Regions from separate parts of the Mus musculus genome. Here regions 1 and 3 are each linked to region 2. Evidence: chromatin loops called from intact Hi-C (ENCODE). Cell type or tissue: left cerebral cortex. All regions are shown on one strand. Each heading gives the region's core, and the rest is flanking DNA. Links, peaks and the distances in the headings are about the cores only.

What was found. Peaks named below come from ENCODE experiments on the same cell type or tissue, not always from the same donor. Only the 100,000 strongest peaks of a DNase experiment are listed, where the experiment ranks them.
Region 1: it touches region 2 in a loop (12-fold over the local background); 33 of 42 quality-filtered maps call a loop at or near these places.
Region 3: it touches region 2 in a loop (7-fold over the local background); 36 of 42 quality-filtered maps call a loop at or near these places.

The regions. Positions count from the first base shown.
Region 1 is chr14:41,031,500-41,036,989 of GRCm38, reverse strand. No RefSeq gene overlaps it. Among named protein-coding and RNA genes, the nearest start is that of Prxl2a, 20 kb to the right of the region's middle. In left cerebral cortex, for the core only: CTCF peaks have their summits at 1,630 (motif pointing right) and 3,450 (motif pointing right); DNase peaks (open chromatin) are centred at 1,637 and 3,433.
Region 2 is chr14:40,915,434-40,920,923 of GRCm38, reverse strand. It overlaps Tspan14 (tetraspanin 14), which reads left to right. Exons shown (of 9, transcript NM_145928.2): 3 at 2,244-2,294; 4 at 3,975-4,121; 5 at 5,374-5,490. Among named protein-coding and RNA genes, the nearest start is that of Sh2d4b, 25 kb to the right of the region's middle. In left cerebral cortex, for the core only: a CTCF peak has its summit at 3,087 (motif pointing left); a DNase peak (open chromatin) is centred at 3,082; H3K27ac peaks cover 338 bases.
Region 3 is chr14:40,972,412-40,977,901 of GRCm38, reverse strand. It overlaps Gm31839 (a long non-coding RNA gene), which reads right to left and starts at 3,559. Exons shown (of 3, transcript XR_874532.1): 1 at 3,525-3,559; 2 at 312-368. In left cerebral cortex, for the core only: CTCF peaks have their summits at 2,377 and 2,576 (motif pointing right); a DNase peak (open chromatin) is centred at 2,539.

The DNA of each region.
Region 1 (5,490 bases), core at 336-5,335, 120 kb before region 2:
CGCAGAAAAGCCAGACAATCGAGTAAGTTAGTCAGGGTTCTCTAGAGGAAGAGAAAGGGGATCTAATAGTATGGAGCAATGACCAACTCATGATGGAGAGGCAAAGAAATTAGTGCCTGCCCATTCCAAAAAGGGGAGCACCTCAGAGCAAGGGTGTTCTATTTCTCTTTGTTATAACAAAAGCAAATTGGAGAAGGAAGAGTTTACTTTAACTGGGATTAACTAAAACCCAAAACTATCTGGGCACACTTTTAAGGGATTTTTGCTTAATTAAATCATCTGAGGTGGGAAAGTGGGGAGACCCACTTCTAATCTGGGCCATACCTTCTGGGGGTAGCCTATATAAAGGACATGGAAGAAGGAAGCCCTGCTCTTTGCCTGCTTGCTCTTGCCCTCACTAGCAAGCCCATTCCTTCACTGGCATTAGAGCCTCCTTCTTTGAGATTCCAGTGTATCCTGAAGACCAGTTGAATCATCCAGCCTTGTGAACAACTGGATTCTCGGACCTTCCACTCATTCATATGCAGCCATTGCTGGGTAGGTTATTCTAATAATATATATATATATATATATATATATATATATATATATGATGTATATAATATATATGATATGTATATAATATGACATATTATATATATATGGAGAGAGAGAGAGAGAGATTCATCCTTTAAGTTTTGTTACTCTAGGGAACCCTGATTAATACATTTATACATCAAGATATATGCACAAGGTTATTCACCAAAATAGCCTCATCTGTGGACTGAGATAATTTAAATATCTATCAGGAACTGGAATGAGGAACTGCAAATAAAATAAAATAAAATAAAAACCTTATATGTATGGTGGTGGGAGGGAGCAGATATGGAAGGCAGTGAGAGAGAAAATGGATTGGGTTATCTTCTTGAAAACTTTATTTCATTGGGTTCGGCATTTAAATAAAGCCCTGTTGTATAACAGTTCCTTCTGAGACTGAAATATTCCAACCTGCAGAAAGCTCCTGAAACGGAAAGGTAAATAACTGAAAATAGCTCAGGAAGTCCATGAAACTGACTTCACTAGGTCCCTCCCTGCCAGAGTAACAATAAAAACTGAGAGTCCCTCTCAGATGAGCAGAAGCTGGGCTACAATAGAAGACCCTCAGATAATCCAAGCTGCAAAGAAGATGCTGAGACCATACCAGCTGTCTGGAAAAAGCAAAACGAAGCTGAGCTACCAAGAAGAGACTTAGACCAACTGGAAAGAACACGCTCTGACCTGTTGAGCTGCCTATAGGCTGTGCAGTGTGCTCAAGGTTTTAGGCTTTTGAGCTGTCACCTGTGCTGGGGTAGGCTTGTGTGATACATCTACCTTTGAGTCATTTCTGCTCCTATAAGTCATGCCTCTCACCCATAGTCCTGTAAGTAACACCAGTAAAACTCATTAGTTCACCAAGTTGGACATTGCTGGTATCTGTACTTGGGTCTGTTGTGGGTTCCCTATCTGGTGTGCGTAGATGTGTGTTGAGTCTCCTCAGAAAGTTTTGTCATCAAACAATTCCTTTTCTTTCAAATACCCGAGGGAGAAGGAAAAAATCAGGCTTAACTGGAGGAGGTGGCTAAGAACAGCTCCAGTTACCTCTTTTTACCACGAGGGGGCAGCATAGAGCCAAGAGCCGCAAGTGAGGAGGTGCTACTGGCCTGAGGACCATCTCCTGTAAACATTTCAGGTTTCATAATTAGTGGATTAAACTCCAGAATCTTGCTTTATACACCAGATTCTGATGTATAGATCTGACTAGCATCTAGAATTTTCTTAAAAGATCTGAACATTTCCTTAAGCAACCTCACAGAACAAGATAAAAAGGCACAGATGAGGACTTAACCGTAAGAGAAGGGATTATATAAAAAATTATTTTGATATGGTACTCACCTTTCTAAAATATTTCAGGTATATAATTAGATTGAACAAAATTCATTATTGAACTATCCCACTATGGATATTATGTAGTTGAAAGAGTGATAATGTAGTAAGTTAGTTGTCCTAACAAATGCATCGTCTAAGGGTGAGCACGTGTGTGTACATGCATGTATGCATTCATGTGTTTATATATACATGCTTGTATGTATATGCATGTGTACATATATATTTAAATGTATGTGTAAAGAACTGTGTAGAAAGATGGCCCTTTGAGTGATAGGATTACTACTAAATTTGTGTTTTATTATGCTTTTCTATGTTGCTTCAAATTCTCTAGCATGATTCTGAGCCCTTTATAAAACTCAAAACATATACACAAAAATTTCATTTGCAGTAAATAATTTTAAGCAAACCTTGTTAATATGCAAATGAGCAACTTTGTGTCTTCATTTTCACCACTGTGGAATCCTATTTATAGTTTAGCTTTGTTGTGACTTGCATGGTGTGGTAGTTTGGACGAGAATGGTCGTTATGTTTGAATGTTTGGTCCCAAGTTGATGGCAGTATTTAGGAAGGACTTGGATGTATGGCCTTGTTGAAGGAAGTGAGTCTCTGGGTTCAGGCTTTGCGGTTTCAGAAGCCCACACCAAGCTCACTCAGTCTCTCTCTCTCTCTCTCTCTCTCTCTCTCTCTCTCTCTCTCTCTCTCTCTCTCTCTCTCTCTCTCTCCTCCTCCTCCTCCTCCTCCTCCTCTCTCTCTCTGTCTCTCCTCCCTTCCTCTTTCCCTTCTTTCCTCCCTGCTTCTGTCTCAGAATTGTGAATGAGCTCTCAGCTACTACCACAGTGCCACATCTGTCTGCCTGTCCCCACGCTCCCTGCTATGATGGTCATGGTCTTACCCTCTGTACTGTAAAGCCCTAATAAACTCTTTCTTCTGTAACTTGCCTTAGTCATGTTGTCTCTCTCTTTATAACAAAAGAGAAGGCCCCAGCACCTGACAATCATGGAGTAACTTCTCTGACGGCATCCCTTTCTGTATTACTCTCAGGCTGTTTGGATTGTGAGGGATCTGCTAGTCCTAGGAACCTCTTCCTCCCCGGGGCAGGGCAAATGTATTAATATTTCACTGTGTGATTTGTTCTCTTTGGACTTTTGAACTTGCTGGTCCTTATCTGGGGTTCAGCAGGCCTTTGGGAGCTTTCTAAAGTCGTTCTACCCACAGTGTAATGGGAAAGCTAGGCTGTGGGAGGGAGATGTGATTCTCTGTCACGTTCTTCCGTTCTTTTTTTATCCACTTAAACAGTGAAAGAACCCACTGAAATGCCCTCATCCTCGGCTTCTCTGACACTTAAATGTTCTGTGAAGGACATGCCTGGGTCACCAAGAATTCCCAAGCTTCTGATGATACCACAGTTCTTACCATCATTCTTGGACTCACGTAATTTTAAGACAGTTCTTGTAGTTACAAGTAGCCAGTGCCCCTCCCCCTCCCCCCTTCCAGTACTTTCTCTGTGGATGAGAGACCAGCTGCTTTACGTTATATAGCCACAGGGTGGCAGCAGTGCTTCATGACTTTAACTTGCCTCTGCCGCAACTAGGAATTTTTTTTTTTTTTTTTTTTTGGTGGTGGTGGTGGGTTTTCTTTGTTTGGTTGGTTAGTTTTTGTTGTTGTTATTGTTTGTTTGGTTGGTTTGGTTTGGCTTCTTCACTTAACAAAACCTACATATATTTATAGTGTACAACATAATGACTTGAAATATGTATACATTGTGGAATGGCTAAATATAGAAATAATTAGCATATTCATTATTGCTCTTCCTTAGTGATTTTCTTATATGCATACCTGATTAACTATAGTTTGCATGCTGGACAGTAGATCTCTTGAACTCATTCTTTCTATCTCATGGAAATAGATCTTTTAACCACTTCGCAAACCAGTCTGCGCGCACGCACACACACACACTCACACATATCCCAAGGATCAACTCAAGAGAAAGGGTAGAAAGCAGTAAGAGCCAGAAGTCAAGAGAAGCCTATATGTTCCAGCGTTGAGGAAGAAGCCCTAGCTAAGTGCTACTGACAGTCATAGCTTCTAGGAGAGGGAGAATCAGCCTTCTTTAGGGCTAAGGGCTCTGGCGGATGATCGATCCCACACTCATGAGTGTAGGCACAGCACAAACTGGACTCAGTGGACTACTAAAACAAACCAAAACAGAAGTAGACATCACATGTGGGATGGGGCTTAGAAGAGTCACAGGGGACTGGAGAATAAATATGATCAAAATGTATTGTATACATGTATGAAATCACAAAGAATAAAGTACTTTTAAAGGCCTAAATAAAAAGTTTCCTTTTGTGTTTTTTTTTTCATGGAAATTTAATTAGCATACAATTTTCTGGGGCGAAAAAAAGCCCTGCTTTGGCTTATATAGGTGTCAATAATTTGCAAGACTGCAAAGCAACGAACAACTCATAAATAGCAGTGATTGTTTACTGAGCACCTATCAAGTTCAACTACTCCTTAAATCTGCTTTATTTGTAACTGCAAAGAAAGATAATGAGTAGAAGGACTATAAAGGAAACAGAGGCCCATGAGGAAGAAGTCATATTATTTTATGTTTGGTTCTGTCTGAATCCCTTTTCTATTTCTATAACAAAAATGCATAAGGCTGCATAATTTATCGAAATTTATGGAGGTTTTTGTTGTTGTCTGATTGGTTGGTTGGTTGGTTGGTTGGTTGGTTGGTTGGTTGGTTGGATGGTTGGTTGGTTGGTTGGTTGGTTGGTTGGTTGGTTGGATGGTTGGTTGGTTGGTTGGTTGGTTGGTTGGTTGGTTGGTTGGTTGGATGGTTGATTGGATGGTTAGTTGGTTGGTTGGTTGGATGGTTGGTTGGTTGGTTGGTTGGATGGTTGGATGGTTGGATGGTTGGTAGTTTTGGTGCTTGATTTTGAAAGCAGAGATGGAAGTTAAAAGAGTGCCGTGATCCTGGCTTCTAACAAGGGCATCATGCTACATGAATTACAACATGGCTGTTGTAAAAAAAAAAAAAAAAAAAAAAAAAAAAAAAAAAAAGAGCAGGCCAAAGACAGAAGACAATGATATATCTTGAACTAACCAGCTGTTGTACAGCACTGTCCTCTGCACAAACTGCCACCAACTTTAAGCTGGTCTGTGCCAGCTTGTAGACTGCTGACTATCCCTCATAGAAGGAGAGAATGGGAGAGTCATTTGAGCCTCACTTGAATATCCATCTGGACTCTCCACCCAGTCATCTGCCCTAATTGCATATGGCCTCTGAGTCTCTGGGGAGAGGCTATAGTAGACTTTTTGAGGGGTCTTCAGGAAGAAGGCCTCAGCTATGAGGCTATCGGGAAAGCTTTTCCAACATGGCTGCCTTGGGGTCAACAAACTCCTGACAGTAAACCTTCACTCATGCTTTGTAAGTAGGCCCAATAAACTCACTGGTTTCCAGGAGGAAGTTTGGTGGAATCTAACTGTGGTTTATCACTGGGGCCTTACAAGGAAGGAATGCAGACATTGCCTAGCCCCCTCTCCCACAAGGAGAAAATTGTCACAGCTCCATTTCTCTTG
Region 2 (5,490 bases), core at 240-5,239:
ACACTTAAGTATATGTGGCATTAAGGCTGCTTTAATGTAGTGAAAAAATAAATGGGAATCTGTGGGAACCAGTGGGGAGGAGGGGGTAGGGGTTCTAGTGTCACTGATCAAATGTTTCAAGACAGCCTGGGCACATGGTACCCGAAGTGGGTGGTTAGGCAGGCAGGCTTGGTTTTGAATGAGAACGTGGATAGAGTAGTGTTAGATACTTGCAGTCTTATTGCCCCCATTCTGTATATGTGGTTTGGATGTGATAGGCTCTTGCCTAGCCCCAAGCAGTGGGCGAGACCCAGAAGTATGCCTGGAAGGAGAGTGGGAAGAACCCTCGGCTTCCTTTGTGGGATTCTCACATGGGCCCACTCTGGACCATCCTTCTCTGCGTGAGTGGGTTAACAGCCCTGAGCAGACAGACACCTTTGTCTGTAGAGAACATGGCTGTATGGTAGGCACGGTCCATTCGGCTTAGGATCAGGGCTACAAGGAGAACCACGCCACAGGTAGTTCTGAGTGATGGACAGGGGTCAGCTTCACATAAGAAGGCAAAGGTGGACATCTCAGGGAGATCTAGATATGAAGGAAGAGGAGGCCAGGGACTGATACCAGAGAAGAACCTTTAGGCCAGGAATGGTGCGCTGTGGTGGAATCTTAATTTTCTCCTAGGTGTGAGGGGAAGTCATTCGAGAGTTTGTAGGAGCGGGGTGACCTGCCCATAGCCATGTTCAGTAACCAGCAGCTCTGATCTGAGTTCACCCAACCAGGACAGAAGTCACTATAAAAGCTGTGTGTACCAAACAGAAGGCCTTTCCCCCATTATTCCCTAAACAATACAAGGAACACTAAATGGCTAGTGGACAGATGGTGGTGATGTTTCATGAAGGAAAAGAAGCTGGGGAGAAGTAGACTGAATCCCTGGAGACTGCAGGGAGATGGTAGGCATGAGACAGGGGAGAGCTGCAAGGCTGCTAATCGTAGGTATGGATAATAGTTAAAGGTGTGGGATTCCTGAGTCCCCTGACTGCTCAAAGGGTTCTTGCACTGTTAGGTTTGCCATCATTTAGTGGGGTCTGTAAGGGAAGGGCCGGAAGCAGGCAAGGGAGGAAGACAGCCCCGCCCGAGCTGTGTGTGCTTGCTGTCTCTGAATCTGACTGAAGAAAGAGGAATGACCAAGAGCTACCTCAATTTTAAGGAAGTCAGATGAGAAAAAGGCCTCCGACTGGGACCTTAGGGAGTAGTAGGGTGGCCTGTTGGTTTTCTTGCCATCCATTGTGAAATTGATGGCAAGGAGAGGAAGTAATCACACATGGCATCAGGGGAGAACAGAGACCTTCCCTCCTGAGAAACCCGTGTGGTGTGGGGCGGCTCAGGGAACTTGTCCGCAAGCCTCAGGATGCTCAAACAAACAAACAAACAAACAACAACAACAAAAGCAGAGCTTGTTCCATTTGTACAGCATGGGGTTTATATGCAAAACAACTATTTTGTCTTAGGACTGTGTGGTCCTATGGATGGGTCCAGTTCTCTTGGCTGTAGTGAGTGCCCGTAGGAGGGAGGTTGGGTGATGTAGTGCCTCTCTTATGCTTAATTCACTAGCTAAGAGCCCAGTATCTCCTGAGCACATGTGTGTCTCATGTTATGTGTAGGTGGGATGAGGAGGCTGCACTCTGGCCAGTGGATGACCCGAGTGGCTTCTTGTCTGTGTTTGGAGTCTGAGTCCTGGGGCTGAGATGTGAGGACGGTGGTCATGTGCTCGCCCCGTAACCTTGCCTTGCAGCTGGTCTGACCCATAAAGATGCTCAGCTGGGCCAGAAGCCACTGATCAACTCTGGCAGCCATCAGGGCTGTGGTGTCTTGACACTGAAGAGCACACTGAAGTGGGTTGAGGGTGATTGTTGGATAAGAAGGAAAGAAGGAAACACTCTCTGTCAGCATAACAGTCAGTCTCCTGTGGCAGTCTCTCAAGGACTGACCTAGAGATCTTTACCTCAGCTACCTCAGCGCTCTGCGGTTCAGTGTCTGGAGTAGAAATCAGCTGTCAGCTGTAACGGGGAGGTAGGTGCTGCTTATCGGCAATCTCCATGTCCCTTGGTGTAGAGAGCTTCTGTCATTTGCAGGATTCAAATGCCACCTTGGACAGAACACAGGAGCACCCAACTGGAATGTAGACTTTGTTCTAGTGCTGGTTTCTGACCTTACTTTTCTCTTCTCCTCCTCCCCCCGCCCCCCCCCCCCCCCGCCCTCCCCAGCTGGCTGGAGTTGTCTTCCTTGGAGTCGGGCTGTGGGCATGGAGCGAAAAGGTAGGTGGAACCTTGACCAGGCCCAGAGCCATCGGACTTGAATTGTCCCCTCTTCTAGCCTGTTGAGTAGTCACTAGCTGCAGAGAGGGTTTGTAGCATTAGCCATCAGAAAGAATGTGCCTCCGAGGTTGTGTGTGGTGCTGGAGGTCACTAGGCCAGCACTAGGAGAGTTGGGTGGGCGGTTATGAGCTCTGAGAGTATGGATCTGTTCCCATCCTGTTTCCAGAAGCCCCGAGTAACCCCAAAGCCAGCCTGGGGCTGTCCCCTAAAACCCGTCACATGCCTCTGGGAGCGAGTGAGCAGTCTTGTTTACTCCCAAAGTGCTTGCGCTGGCCTGCAGAGAAGGGGGTAGGACTCGGTTTTGTGCCCCATGTGCTGCTTGCCCCTGTGTGACGGAGGGGACCCCAGCCTCTTATTGTGCAGACAGACAAAGGGGCAGTTGGTATTCTAAGGGGTCAGATCTCCAGGGGCAAGGTGGAGTCATAATGCTGACCTTACCCATGGTAGGTTAATGCTAGTAGCTTAGGTGCTGAGATCTGGAAGGAGGACCAAGGAGAACCCGGAAGCTGAAGCACCCTCTGTGCCTGTAGTGGAACCTGTCACTGCTTCCAGGAAAAAGGAAGCAGCACAGTTTGGTCTATGAGTTTTTATGTGATGGTCTTAGGAACAGAGTAAGGTCTGCTCTTGAGCCAGTGCACCTTTCTTAGAGACCTGTTCACCACTGATGTGAAAACTGGAGTACAATGTCCCAGTGACCTGCAAACAGCAACCATGCATAACAGCGCCACCATGTGGCTGTATTTGGCACTGCAGCAGACTTGACCTGGATGAGCCCTGAATCCTAGAGCTGGTTACACAGCTGCCTAGCCTGACAGCTCTTTTCTCTTTGAGTACCACAGAATCTATCTGTCCTTTGTAGATGCCACTAGGCACTTATAACTATATGTATTTTAAAATTTTTACTGATTTTTTTTGGGGGGGTGGGGGTGGGGTGGGGTATGTATATGCTTAGTAGAAGTAAAAAACAACCTACCTAGGTTTGGTGTTCTCCTTCCACCATGTGGGTCCTGGGGATTAAACTCGGGTTGCCAGGCAAGGCAGCAAGTGCCTTCACCTGTTGAGAGCCATCTCACCAGCCCCTGACTATACGTGTTTAAATAAAAGTGATAAACCAATTCTTGTTGTCCCTAGCCTCTTTCCAAGTGTTTTTATTACACGTACAGCCAATGATTCTCTTTGGGTGGTGCTAACAGGATCATAGACACGTTTATGGGCAACACTCTCTCATCATCTACCCTTGCTGGGTCGGTTTCCTCAAAAATGTTCATTGTGAAGCTGCTTGTAGCCAGTTGGGCCGTGGCCTAGGACTCCCCTTCTCTGAGGCCTGGCCAAGGCACCTCGAAGGCCACTGAGGAAGCTGGGTCTGTGCTCACAGGAGCCCCCAGCCTCGGTATGAACCAGGAACTTCATGTAGACTGTCTAAGAGCTGTAGTGGACAAGGACTGTATACTCAGGGGCCCCAGGGAGTGGGCAGGAACACACTCTGGCCTGGCTCTTGATGACAGAGCTGAGCTGTGTGAAGCAGACCCCTGGCTTCAGCAGCTGGCTGACATAACTTGCCCCTAGGGCCTTGACTCCATTCTAAGGACACTGCTACCTTTTATCCTCTGCTTCTCTCAGGGTGTGCTGTCCGACCTCACCAAGGTGACCCGGTTGCATGGAATCGACCCCGTCGTGCTGGTCTTGATGGTGGGCGTGGTGATGTTCACACTGGGATTCGCAGGCTGTGTCGGGGCCCTCCGAGAGAACATCTGCCTGCTCAAGTTTGTAAGTGATGCTGCAGTGGGACGCAGTCTATGTATACTAGAGATACCAATACCGGCTCACGTCTGTTTTCTGGCCGCACAAGGAGGGAACAGTTCTTTGAACGTGCTGCCTCGCTAAGAAGGAAGATTTTAAGGAGAAAAGCCCAGCTGATGGTTCCTCACTAGGGAAGTGGGGTCTCCTGGAGTTGCCAGCTAATTGCGGGGGGGGGGGTGTTGGGGGGGTGGGGGGTGGGAGGGGGGGTGGGGGTTCTGCTCACCTCCTTGGCTCTATGGCTCTCCTGAGAAGTTCTAAAGGAATTGTTTATCTGCTGTTCACCTTTGTCCTTCCTGGCTAAGATCAAACGATGTGGCCAATGGCTTTAAGAAATCCTTTCCCTCCTCCTGCGTGTGAATCTGTTGGCTGTGCAGTGTAGTTCTTAATTTTCTGGCAGAATCACGAATTACTAAGAGTTTAGTTTTATATTTAGATACAACTTCATATTTAAATGTATTCAGTTAAAATTAAATAGCACCTGGTGAGGAAAACACTTTTGTTTTCTTTATGGTCTATTATTTGTTGAGCTTATTAGGTCAGTCTTTCTTCATTTGGAAAGCAAAGCACACACTCCTCCCTAGATCGCCCCCTCCTTAATAATCCTGTGTTTTGTATCTCCTTTCCACATGAGCAGGCTGTGCGCACTGGCGCATGCTTGCGGCTCTTATCTGGTTTTCTTGGGAAGCTTCCTTCACATTTCCAAGCTGGGTCAAAGCTTCAAGGCTCCCGATAGCAGCATGTCACCATGACCTAGAGAGGTCTGTATGTAGCTGACAGTCCTGCTTGCCCAAGATAGCACTGATCCCTCCAGCGTGGTAATGAACTCTGCAGGGATCTTAGGTGTCCTGTGTAAGTTGTTTCAGACAAGCTCTATGTCCAAGTCTTAGTTTCCACATCCGTAAAGTGGGAGTGAAAGACTCGATGTCTAGGATGGTTGAGTGGAGGGTGGGGCAGACAGTGCCTGGGTAGGGCTCTACACGGAAAACAACTGACTTCTTTCTCATCAGGTGGAGGTGGGGGAGGGCTACCTCCTAGGCAGTGATGGCTCAGAGCTTTGTCCTTCCTCCTCACTTCTCTCAGCTACCAGCTGTGCCATATGTGCACGGGTAGTGGTGAGTCCCATGTACCGAGGAGGTGGCGTGCTGCAGTAGGTGGTCCGCTGCGTCTGAGCGTCTGCCAGGCTGGGGATGCTGACTACCTTTCTCCTTTGCCCTCGCAGTTCTGTGGGGCCATTGTGCTCATCTTCTTCCTGGAACTGGCCGTGGCCGTGTTGGCCTTTTTATTCCAAGACTGGGTGAGAGACCGGTTCCGGGAATTCTTCGAGAGCAACATCAAG
Region 3 (5,490 bases), core at 336-5,335, 57 kb before region 2:
ATTCCCCAGTTTCCTCTACTCTCCCAATTTTGTGCCATGTGTTTATAAAACTAATGACCCATTCCTCTGCTATGTACTATAGGCCAGCAAATAAGATGTCCAGGTCCAGGAGTAGGGAGCTTCCTTTGGAGATTTTGGCCAGTGGCATCCCAAAGACCCTCCCCACCTCCCAGGCATTACAGACTATTGTCCTTGCTCTTGACAATCTTGACCAAACTTCAAGTCAGACCAGAACTTGACAATAAGACCCTGTTGCTGAAGACACCATACACTTGAGTCACAGAATGCAGAGACATCAATCCGGTACTGACCTGGGAGCTTCATCCCCAACTGCTTAGCTTTCATAGTGCCGGAATGTACACTGCACACTATCAGAGGAGAAAGGTAATTGTCAGTCTTACCCAGCCATGGATCCCATGAGATACAGTGATGTCTGACCTGGCAGGGTGGTGCCCGCCAGAGCGATAGCAACACAGCTGTTATAGAAGTAATCAAACACTCTCTGTTTGGCTTTTTAAGGCCCAAGCTATGGTATACTTCCTCCAGCAAGGCCACACCTCTTACACCTGCCCAAACTGCTCCACCAACTGGGGAACACAGGTTCAATAGCTGGAGACTCTGCAGTGCATCTCATTCAGACCACCAGAGACCATGTCTCAAAGAATGGAATACAGTGGAATACAGTTGACAGCAATTGAGGAAGACACTGAATGTTGACCTCTAGCCTGCATGCACGCCCGCGCACGCACACACACACATACACACATACACACACACACACACACACACACACACACACACGGTTCTGTTACACGTTCTTCACTCTGGTTACAGTGAATGGAACTGTAATGATGGAAGTAGTGACTCCTACCTATAATTGTAGCTCTTGGGTCACTCAAGCAATAGATTGATACAAGTTTGAGGCCAGCCTGGGCTACAATTTGATTCCTGCCCCTCACCCCTAACAAGAACAGTTTGTCCAAGAAGGAACACATATGCTGCTGGCTGGCCCGAGTGACCAGCATATATTTTAAGAGGCCTTTTTAAAATTAGATATTCTCTTTATATACATTTCAAATGCTATCCAGAAAGTTCCCTATACCCTCCCCCTGCCCTGCTCCCCTCCCCACCCACTCCCACTTCTTGGCCCTGGCATTCCCCTGTACTGGGGCATATAAAGTTTGCAATACCAAGGGGCCTCTCTTCCCAGTGATGGCTGACTAGGCCATCTTCTGCTACATATGCAGCTAGAGATACGAGCTCTGGGGGTACCTCATAGGTACCCCCATGGGTAGTTCATATTGTTGTTCTACGTATAGGGTGGCAGATCCCTTCAGCTCCTTGGGTACTTTCTCTAGCTCCTCCATTGGGGCCCTGTGCTCCATCCTATAGATGACTGTGAGCATCCACTTCTGTGTTTGCCAGGCACTGGCATAGCCTCATACGAGACAGCTATACCAAGGGCCATTCAGCAAAATCTTTCTGGCATATGAAATAGTGTCTGGGTTTGGTGGCTGATTATGGGATAGATCCCCCTAAGAGCAGGGACCAGAGACCAATGACCCACCTAGGAAGCAATGGGCAAATCTGGCATGATCTTGAGTGAGAATGTAGCCAGAAACTGCTGGGGTAGTAAAAACAGAGACCAGCAATGGGGAGTGGGTGACATGGGACAGTGCTAGACACAGCCCTTGCTGTGGGGCTGTTCCAGAAGGCTTCCTACCTCCCCGAGACCTGGGCACAGGGAACACAGAAAGGTGACAGCATGTGAGGAGACCAAGCATTCAGGAAGCAAACTGTTCCAGAGGTGGGTGTGCAGGAAGGAAGGGAGGCAGGAGGCGGTGGAGAAAGAAATGAGGCTACAAGGCCTCACTGACCTTATAAGCTGCTGGGAAATGAGGCTTTGTAACGTTGCCCCAACAGCCTGTGAGTGGATATAGATAGGAGGCAATGGTGGTGACTGGAGCAGAGTCTGGCTGGATTGCTTCCTTCTTCCACCACAATTCAAAGTGAGTTACCGAATTCAAACTCTAGGTCTTATTTATGCAGCCATTACCTGGAAGATGTTGGCCCTGGGTCACGAAGTATGAGGAGACCTGCCGTCAGAATGTGTTTGCTACAGCCCATTCTGAGGCCTGGCCTGCTCAGCCTTTGTGGAACACAGAAAGATGTTGGTATTCAGTAGGAGCGCGCGCGAGAGACTGGTGATCTGGTTTTGTTCTAAAGATGGACTAGGGGAGTGGTAGTTGAGAAATGAAGTCTGTCACAGCCTGGTCAGGTTTATAGAAGTTATCCAAAGACACGTGAGTCTGAGAGCACAGACAGTTTGTGGAAATGGGGTATAGAACTAGGGCTGGAACTGGGAAGTGCAGCATGTCCTAGAAATGGGGAGGAGTCATGGTCCTGGGAGTGCCATAAAATAATGCTTGAAGACTTTTCTTTTCTCCTTTTGTAAGTCACACACACACACACACACACACACACACACACACACACACACACACACTCATTCTGATAAAGTCAGAGATTCAGAGAATGGCCCCTAGGTGGCAGTGTGCACACGAGACATCTACTACTATCAACATATGCTCACTACAAATTGTCCCAAGAGGCTGGCTATGCCCCACCAACTCTTTGTGAGAGGAATAGAGAAGGACACCTGTGATGCCATCTGTGCCCTTCTTCACCTCTTGGGTGGGAGCAGGGGGTACTTCCTGGGTCTCTTCTTCTGGTAGGGTCTGAACATGCAGATCTTCAGGTATAAGATCTGAGTGTAAGACTGACAGGACTCCATTCCAGGACATCAACGTAGACAGTCCTGGTTCTACCACTGTGGACGGCATGACTCCTCAGGGCATCCTTCCCACATTTCGCTTACTAATGCAGAGCTTCTAAGTGTAACATGCTTTCTACTGTCCAGTGGCTTTCACGTTTGAGCATATCCCATAGTTCCATGATTGGGACACAAACAACTCAGCTGTGAATGAGCAGTCTTTTAGGGTCACAGCTGGGGAATATGAGCAGCTTCACTCTTGGGCTCTCATTTCTAACCTTTATGATCTGTCGCCCTATGATGTTTTATATGATCTCCTCCTTGGTTTATTTCTTTGAATAAACTATAGTCTCCCATTTGGAGCAAACTATGGTTGAATCAAAGACAAGGCTGGGAGGATGCAGACAGTCCACCTACTGAACAAACTTCTGCTCTCCCCTAACTGTAGTTTGTGAATGGGATACCAGGCTTGAGAGATGGTGGGCTACTTGTCACCACCATGTGCTAGCTCCCTTCCAGCCTCTACCATTACAGCATGCTCCTCTGAGTCCTATGCTCACACATGGTCTCCTATCACAAATACAATTCTTTTGTAGGGAGAACCATTAGAGGGCAGAGGTGCCATGGCTACAGCTGCAGTTATCAGAGTAAGAGGTGGCTGGATGTTTAGATGCTCTTTTGTTGTTCTTATTTTGTGGGTTTTGTTTTGTTTTTGTGGTTGTTTTAAGATCATTCTAAAGGTGGCACACACCTTTTATCCCAGCCCTCAGGAGGTAGAGTCAGGTGGATCTCTATGAGATTGAGGCCAGCCTCATCTACATAGCAAGTTCCAGTACAACCAGGAATACACAGAGAAAACCTGTCTTGAAAAAGCGGAAAAACAAATCAAAACAAATAAGCAAACAAAGAGTCATTCTAGAGTAAATCAGGTAGGCACTGTGTGACAGGTCAAGAGATAAATTTCTCTTTTGCTCTGGTTTTCTTAAGGGGCATGACTTATTTTAAGAAGGGCAACAGTAATTCAAAACTGATCTTGGAGAGAAAGGCCCATCAAAACTGTTGACCCCTGGCAACTGGTGTTGTCTGCACCCTACATCCTGCCATACATTGGTGAGGTAACACTCACTCACCCTCAAACTGGCCTCTTGGTCTTAACCTCTTCACCATTAGGCCACTAACCCCTTCTTCTTATTCTTCTTGGTCATTCACTCCCACTGATACAAGCCTCTGCTTGACCATAGCTTCATGTCACCATACCTGCCGTTTTCCCATACTAAGTGTCCTTTAGACCCTCCCCACTTCTCCCAGTCTCTCCCAGGCCCTGCTGCTAATCTTTCTTCCCACTAGCCAATACTCATTATCTGGGCTGGGGACTCTGGGGATAGCTAAGCTGGTAAAGTGCTTTCCATGTAAGCATGACGACCTGAGTTTAATTCTAAGCACCACGCCGGGAACGTTTCCAGCCCTGGGCTTTGGTTTTTCTATTGTGCCCTTTTTCAGAACCACCAAACCTTGGTTAGAGCCTACTGTTCATGATCTCTGCAGTTGTGCTTACACCCCCCCCTCCCCCCCCGTTGCTAAGGACGGTTGGAGCAGGCCACGTGGTCTGGGATGGATGCATCCCATCTCAGTCAGACTCACAATCCTTCCCTAAACCTCTTGCTTGTCTGTTTTCGGAAGTGTTATCTCTTTCTCACCCCAGTTTCTCTGGTATGCTTAGATTTAGTCAACTACCTTCAATGAATGGCCATTCCTCTGCCTCTCAGGAGCCTAACCACTGACGTCTGCACCTTCACTTCCTTCTCTTCCTCCAGGATCAGGGATGGTGCCGCTAAGCCCACCTCATCCCACTCTGTCCCAGCATGCTTCTTCTGGCCCTTTGCCCACACTCTTCACTCTTCTCTCTGCCTCTTCCCTTCACCATTTACACATATTCATGGCCTTCTTTCAAAACACACTTTCCCTTCATCATTTTCCAGGCAACATTTTCCAGTTAACATGTCTTGCCCACTGTTAACTAGCTTCACTGTTGAAAGGCTCTGTGACCCACTCCAGAAACCATGCCCTCTTCAGCCTGTCTCTCAGGCCTCTCTGGCATCACTCTCACCTAGCTGAAACCCTCATCACCTCTTACCTGTCATACAGATCATCCTCCGGGCTCCCTTCCTACCTCAGTAACCACTCTTCCTTCTTCTTTAGTCCTCTTGTATTTCTCTATGCCATCCAGGTTTTGCCCTTGATCCTTGTCCTTGTTTGAGAAGAGAGTCAGTGACACACGAGCAGCAGACTGTGGGGCTCTCTGTGGGAAGTACTACTTTCCTGCGACAGGAACAGCTCTGTCTTCTTTCCTGCTTTCTCCTTTTATTTAAGAAGCTGGAACTGTAGCAACCAATATATGGCTGAAAGCAGACCCCGACGAGCACGGAGTCTGCCGATTGCACTGGGCCAGCCTGGCTCAGCCCAGTGGCTATGTATGTAACCAGAGTGACACTGCTGAGATGTCAAGCACAGCAATACTTACCTTTAGGTGTCTCACCATGTCATGACAGAGTTGTTTTCAACAACTGCAGTGACCACTAGCAACAAAAATAAGTTAGGTAGTTGTTGAGTCATTGTTGTAATAAGGAAGCACAATTCTGGAGCTGGGAAGAGGGCTCAGTCTGTAAAGTATTTGCTGTGCAAGCACACGAGGACCTGTGCTTTATCTCCAGTATCCA